2 separate regions of the Homo sapiens genome follow, and region 1 is linked to region 2. A link is an interaction called in ENCODE POLR2A ChIA-PET data of the cell type or tissue named here. Cell type or tissue: OCI-LY7. All regions are shown on one strand. Each heading gives the region's core, and the rest is flanking DNA. Links, peaks and the distances in the headings are about the cores only.

What was found. Peaks named below come from ENCODE experiments on the same cell type or tissue, not always from the same donor. Only the 100,000 strongest peaks of a DNase experiment are listed, where the experiment ranks them.
Region 1: POLR2A ChIA-PET joins it to region 2 with 5 read pairs; 2 of 35 experiments call an interaction of 5 or more read pairs at or near these places.

The regions. Positions count from the first base shown.
Region 1 is chr4:140,549,377-140,552,289 of GRCh38, reverse strand. ELMOD2 (ELMO domain containing 2) reads right to left here. Exons shown (of 9, transcript NM_153702.4): 9 at 1-2,060. The coding sequence ends at 1,915. Among named protein-coding and RNA genes, the nearest start is that of UCP1, 18 kb to the left of the region's middle. In OCI-LY7, for the core only: no CTCF peak of the experiment used is centred there; no DNase peak of the experiment used is centred there.
Region 2 is chr4:140,824,489-140,827,401 of GRCh38, reverse strand. No RefSeq gene overlaps it. Among named protein-coding and RNA genes, the nearest start is that of TBC1D9, 70 kb to the right of the region's middle. RefSeq lists enhancers at 657-1,177, 1,178-1,699 and silencers at 1,249-1,298, 1,449-1,498. In OCI-LY7, for the core only: no CTCF peak of the experiment used is centred there; a DNase peak (open chromatin) is centred at 1,371; H3K4me3 peaks cover 1,119 bases; H3K27ac peaks cover 1,961 bases.

The sequences.
Region 1 (2,913 bases), core at 128-2,627, 280 kb after region 2:
GGAAAAAACTTACTTAAAATTTTCCCCTTCTTTACTTAAAGCATTCTTAAGTATATTGACAAATGTTTAAATCAGTTCAAGCTCTCAGCTGTTGGAAGATCAAAACACAAAGATAAGCATTTTCAACACAAACATCAAAAGATGAACAGAATTGCTTTCCATGTAATAGTTAATACCTTAATACAATGAACTTGTCAGGATTTTGCGACATATTGTATAGCTGGACAATAAAGCATGAAAATATTTTTTAAAAATTAAGTGAAGATATTCCCAAAGTTGAGATGTCCCCTACAAGAAACCAATTTTTAAATTCCTGTAATACTGAAAAGCTAAATTGCCACTATTGTAATAAAGTGAACCAAATTTTTAAAATAATTTTATCTTATTGAGAAACTAATTTTAACGCAAGCACTTTAAATGTATGTGCTATACAACACTGCATCTTATTTTCCAATTGGATATGTCTTACCACTCTTCTAACAAGTTTGAAAGAAAGAGGTCTGTCAACAGACACGAGCAAATACTTATAAAGTCTCAGGTCTTGCTCTATCACATACTAGCCAGTCCTTAAACACTTGATATATACCCACATTAAAAGGTGTGCTAAATATCGTCATGTTTTAGATGAAATTATGTCCTTAAAAGGTTGGTTTCTGTAGGATTTAAGGAGAACTTAAACTTTGCTGCTTTAAACTTTAGTTTTGCTATCAGTACAAATGTGTAAAACGCACCAAGAAGAAATCATTCCCATAAAAATCTCATCACTATATAATCGTTGACAGCACTTGCTGCCCTCCTGAGATTTTAGGAGAATAAAACTATATAAAATGCACAGTCATCAAGTCATCTTCAAGCTATTTTAGTATCCCACAAACCATTAACATAAAGTTCATACATGGTTATCTAAAAACACCATGGAGTCAAAGAGAAGCAAGAGTTAACAGTAAGTCAAATAAACCAATGATGTTTAACTGAGATTTTTTTAAAACTTAAGCTTTCTTAAGTTTCAAAGACAGTTTTACTTAAACAGAAACTGTCTTTTATAATCTTTTTGTCTTTTATATAATCAAGATTTTCTTGGCAAATACATCTCTTTTCGTAAACATACATAGGTAGAGAAGTTTCATATGTAGGTAGAGCGGTTTCATAAGCATACATAGGTAGAGAAGAAAACACTAAGGTTCTTTTCTACAACTGATAAAAAGCAAATACTGAAGATGAGAAAATGCCTTTAAGCTTTCAAATAACACTGTGGCATTTTAAAGTGTGTTATTTAAAAACAAAAAAGCTAGTCACCAATACTGTCATTCTCTCATCAGTTATGCTCAATAATCACAGAAACCCAAAAGGAGGCCCTAATTCTTTATTCTCTCTGCTGTATCTCTGCTCTATTTGCTACTAATGAAGCAACGTTATGACATGTAATTAAGATGCAAACAAAGAAAACCATAAAGAAACACTTGCTGTTAATTAACCTAGAAATAAAAATCAGACAAAATTAAAAACAGCCATTTCCAAACTAAAAACCAAAAAAATCTTAAAGAGCTTTGAAAAAGATACCAACTTGACCCTATAACACATAAAAACGAAAATTGATTTTACACATTTTAATCAATTTAATACAAATACCTGATTTATACTTTTACACCAACGGGCTAAGTCCCAAGTTCCAAACTGTAGTTCGCATGACTCTACAGAGGGGATCTTTGGAAGGATAAGGTACCTTTGGAGAACAGTGTATAAACAATTGTAAACATACACTGATTGTCCACTAGCTTTCTTAAATAGAATTTCTGAAATATTTTTGTAGGAAATTATATATAAGAGTGTAATTGATCAGATAATTCCTATTACAACATATAAATTCTGTTGAATGTGCAAAATGTGGTAGAAATAGAAGATACAGTGGATGATTTATACTTTTAAAGTAAGTGCTACATTACAATCCAGTAAAAGTCCTTTAATCTTTTCATGAAACTTCTCTCTATACAAATTGAAATACATAATGCTTTCTGGTTCTTCTTCAAACCAAAACTTGTCAAATTCATAGACAAGATAACCTGCAGTTAAAGAAAAACAAAACATTTAATCCTCAATGTTGAAATCACATTCAAACCGTCTCATCTTTACAAAGTATATAACCATCCTTTAAATTCCATATTAGAATACAATAATCAAAAGTAATCTCAAAACTATTAGAAGCCTGAGGGACTTAATAAGACTTAATAAACGATTTAGTGTATATTTACTATTTGTCTCAAAAATCAACAACGTCCCTCAAGTTTAAAAGATATAGTACTTTCACCTGGGAGCAGTGACTCATACCTGAACTCTCAGCACTTTCAGAGACTTAGGTGGGCAGATCGCTTGAGGCCAGGACTTAAGAGACCAGCCTGGGCAACATGGTGAAACCCCATCTCTGCAACAAACACAAAAATTAGCCAGGCATGGTGGCATGCGCCTATTGTCCCAGCTACTTGGGAGGCTGAGGTAAAGGTATCACTTGAGCCCAGGAGGTCAGGGCTTCAGTGAGCCGTGATTGTACCACTGCATTCCAGCTTGGTTGAGAACCTATCTCAAAAAAAAAAAAAAAAAAAAAAAAAAAAAAGATGTAGTACTTTCAAAAGATACCTTGAGAAAAGTTTCCCGAGAAACTTCCAAAGCACAAAAATGCAAGTAACGAAAAAATGTTGGATAAGGTTAAAGTGTAGGAAAGTTATTTCCTACTCGATTTCTAAATCTAAGAGTTATTTCTACTTTTTTTTCAATGAACTATCAGCATCTTCTCTTTTTTAAAAAAATACATCCACTCTAAATCGGCTTAATATTTTTGGCTTTCAATATCCTCATTATGGTAGCCAAATTAACCCCCAAAATGTTAAATGTATTTCATGAAACCGAACTTGTTTATAC
Region 2 (2,913 bases), core at 171-2,670:
AGGTCTGATACCCAAATCAGTGATCATATGAATACAGCAGTGATGACCATGACTGGTACCTAGTAGGTGCTCAGTAAATGGTAACAAAAAGTAACATTTGTTCTTACTCCTTATTTCTTATCCCTAGGTTTCTCAGTTTCTCCATTTGTGGACTCTGGATAATAATCCTTCCTGACAACAAGATTCTTACAGAAATCATAATATTTAGCAACTTGAAAGTGCTTTGTAACACAGATATCAGATACAAATATAAAGGCATTCTTATCATAAGGGAAGTGATTAGAAAGTTCATTGTACCTCCATTTCCTACACCTACCTATGGCTCTCCAGAGCAGCAGCTTTGAGTGAAAGAACTAGCCACTCTTAAGCAAGTGGACACCAGCTCCAGTAGGACAAGTTCAGGTCCTATCCAAGTCACCCAAACTATGGGACAAACCCCTGCAAGATCCAGACCTCCAGCTCACTGTTAGGCATGCCCTGCACAAACTGGAAGCAAATTAGAGGAACCAAGACAACAATAGCCAGAAAAACAAAAGGTGCTCCACACAGTACACAAATGTGCATGTTTCATATATTGTCCGTGCTTGAATATGTTAGAAACTGAAATAGTGCGTTTGACACTGAAACCATGTATGCAGGAAGATTACACCTGTCATCACTTAGCTGTTGTCTAGAATTATTCTTGGTTACCACCTAACTGGTAGGAAATTCTCCTGCTCTGCACCGTGTCTTGCTGTTGGACCTAAAGAAGTTCTAATACATTGCCTGTGGTGCCAGCTACTCAGGAGGCTGAGGCAGGAGAATGGCATAAACCTGGGAGGCGGAGCTTGCAGTGAGCCGAGATCACGCCCCTGCACTCCAACCTGGGTGACAGAGTGAGACTCCGTCTCAAAAAAAAAAAAAAGCAGGTGGAGCCAAGATGGCCAAATAGGAACAGCTCCAGTCTACAGCTCCCAAAGTGAGCGACACAGAAGACAGGTGATTTCTGTATTTCCAACTGAGGTACTGGGTTCATCTCATTGGGGAGTGTCGGAGAGTGGGTGCAGGACTGTGGTTGCAGCACACCGAGTGTGAGCCGAAGCATGGCGAGGCATTGCCTCACCCGGGAAGCACAAGAGGTCAGGGAATTCCCTTTCCTAGTTAAAGAAAGGGGTGACAGACAGCACCTGGAAAATCGGGTCACTCCCACCCTAATACTGCGCTTTTCCAATGGTCTTAGCAAACGGCACACCAGGAGATTTTATCCCACGCCTGGCTCAGAGGGTCCTACGCCCACGGAGCCTTGCTCATTGCTAGCACAGCAGTCTGAGATCAAACTGCAAGGCGGCAGTGAGGCTGGGGGAGGGGCACCCGCAATTGCCTAGGCTTGAGTAGGTAAACAAAGCAGCCAGGAAGCTCGAACTGGGTGGAGCCCACCACAGCTCAAGGAGGCCTGCCTGCCTCTGTAGACTCCACCTCTCGGGGCAGGGCACAGCCAAACAAAAGGCAGCAGAAACCTCTGCAGACTTAAATGCCCCTGTCTGACAGTTTGGAAGACAGTAGTGGTTCTCCCAGCACACAGCTTGAGATCTGAGAACAGACAGACTGCCTCCTCAAGTGGGTCCCTGACGCCTGAGTAGCCTAACTGGGAGGCACCCCCAGTAGGGGCAGCCTGACCCCTCACACGGCTGGGTACTCCTCTGAGACAAAACTTCCAGAGGAACGATCAGGCAGCAACATTTGCTGTTCACCAATATTTGCTGTTCTGCAGCCCCCAATGTGGATACCCAGGCAAACAGGGTCTGGAGTGGACCGCCAGCAAACTCCAACACACCTGCAGCTGAGGTGCAGCTAACTGCAACACACCTGTTAGAAGGAAAACTAACAGACAGAAAGGACATCCACATCAAAACCCCATCTGTATGTCACCGTTATCAAGGACGAAAGGTAGATAAAACCACAAAGATGGGGAAAAAACAGAGCAGAAAAACCGGAAATTCTAAAAAATCAGAGCACCTCTCCTCCTCCAAAGGAATGCAGCTCCTCAACAGCAACAGAACAAAGCTGGACAGAGAATGACTTTGACAAGTTGAGAGAAGAAGGCTTCAGAAGATCAAACTTCTCCAAGCTAAAGGAGGAAGTTTGAACCCATGGCAAAGAAGTTGAAAACCTTGAAAAAAAATTAGACGAATGGATAACTAGAATAACCAATGCAGAGAAGTACTTAAAGGACCTGATAGAACTGAAAACCACGGCACGAGAACTACGTGACTAATGCACAAGCCTCAGTAGCCGATTCGATCAACTGGAAGAAAGGGTATCAGTGATGGAAGATCAAATGAATGAAATGAAGCAAGAAGAGAAGCTTAGAGAAAAAAGAATAAAAAGAAACGAACAAAGCCTCCAAGAAATATAAGACTATGTGAAAAGACCAAATCTACACCCGATTGCTGTACCTGAAAGTGACGGGAGAATGGAACCAAACTGGAAAACACTCTGCAGGATATTATCCAGGAGAACTTCCCCAATCTAGCAAGGCAGGCCAACATTCAAATTCAGGATATACAGAGAACACCACAAAGATATTCGTCAAGAAGAGCAACTCCAAGACACATAATTGTCAGATTCACCAAAGTTGAAATGAAGGAAAAAATACTAAGGGCAGCCAGAGAGAAAGGTCGGGTCCCATCAGACTAACAGCTGATCTCTTGGCAGAAACTCTACAAGCCAGAAGAGAGTGGGGGCCAATATTCAACATTCTTAAAGAAAAGAATTTTCAACCCAGAATTTCATATCCAGCCAAAATAAGCTTCATAAGTGAAGGAGAAATAAAATCCTTTACAGACAAGCAAATGCTGAGAGATTTTGTCACCACCAGGCTGGCCTTACATGGCTCCTGAAGGAAGCACTAAACATGGAAATGAACAACCGGTA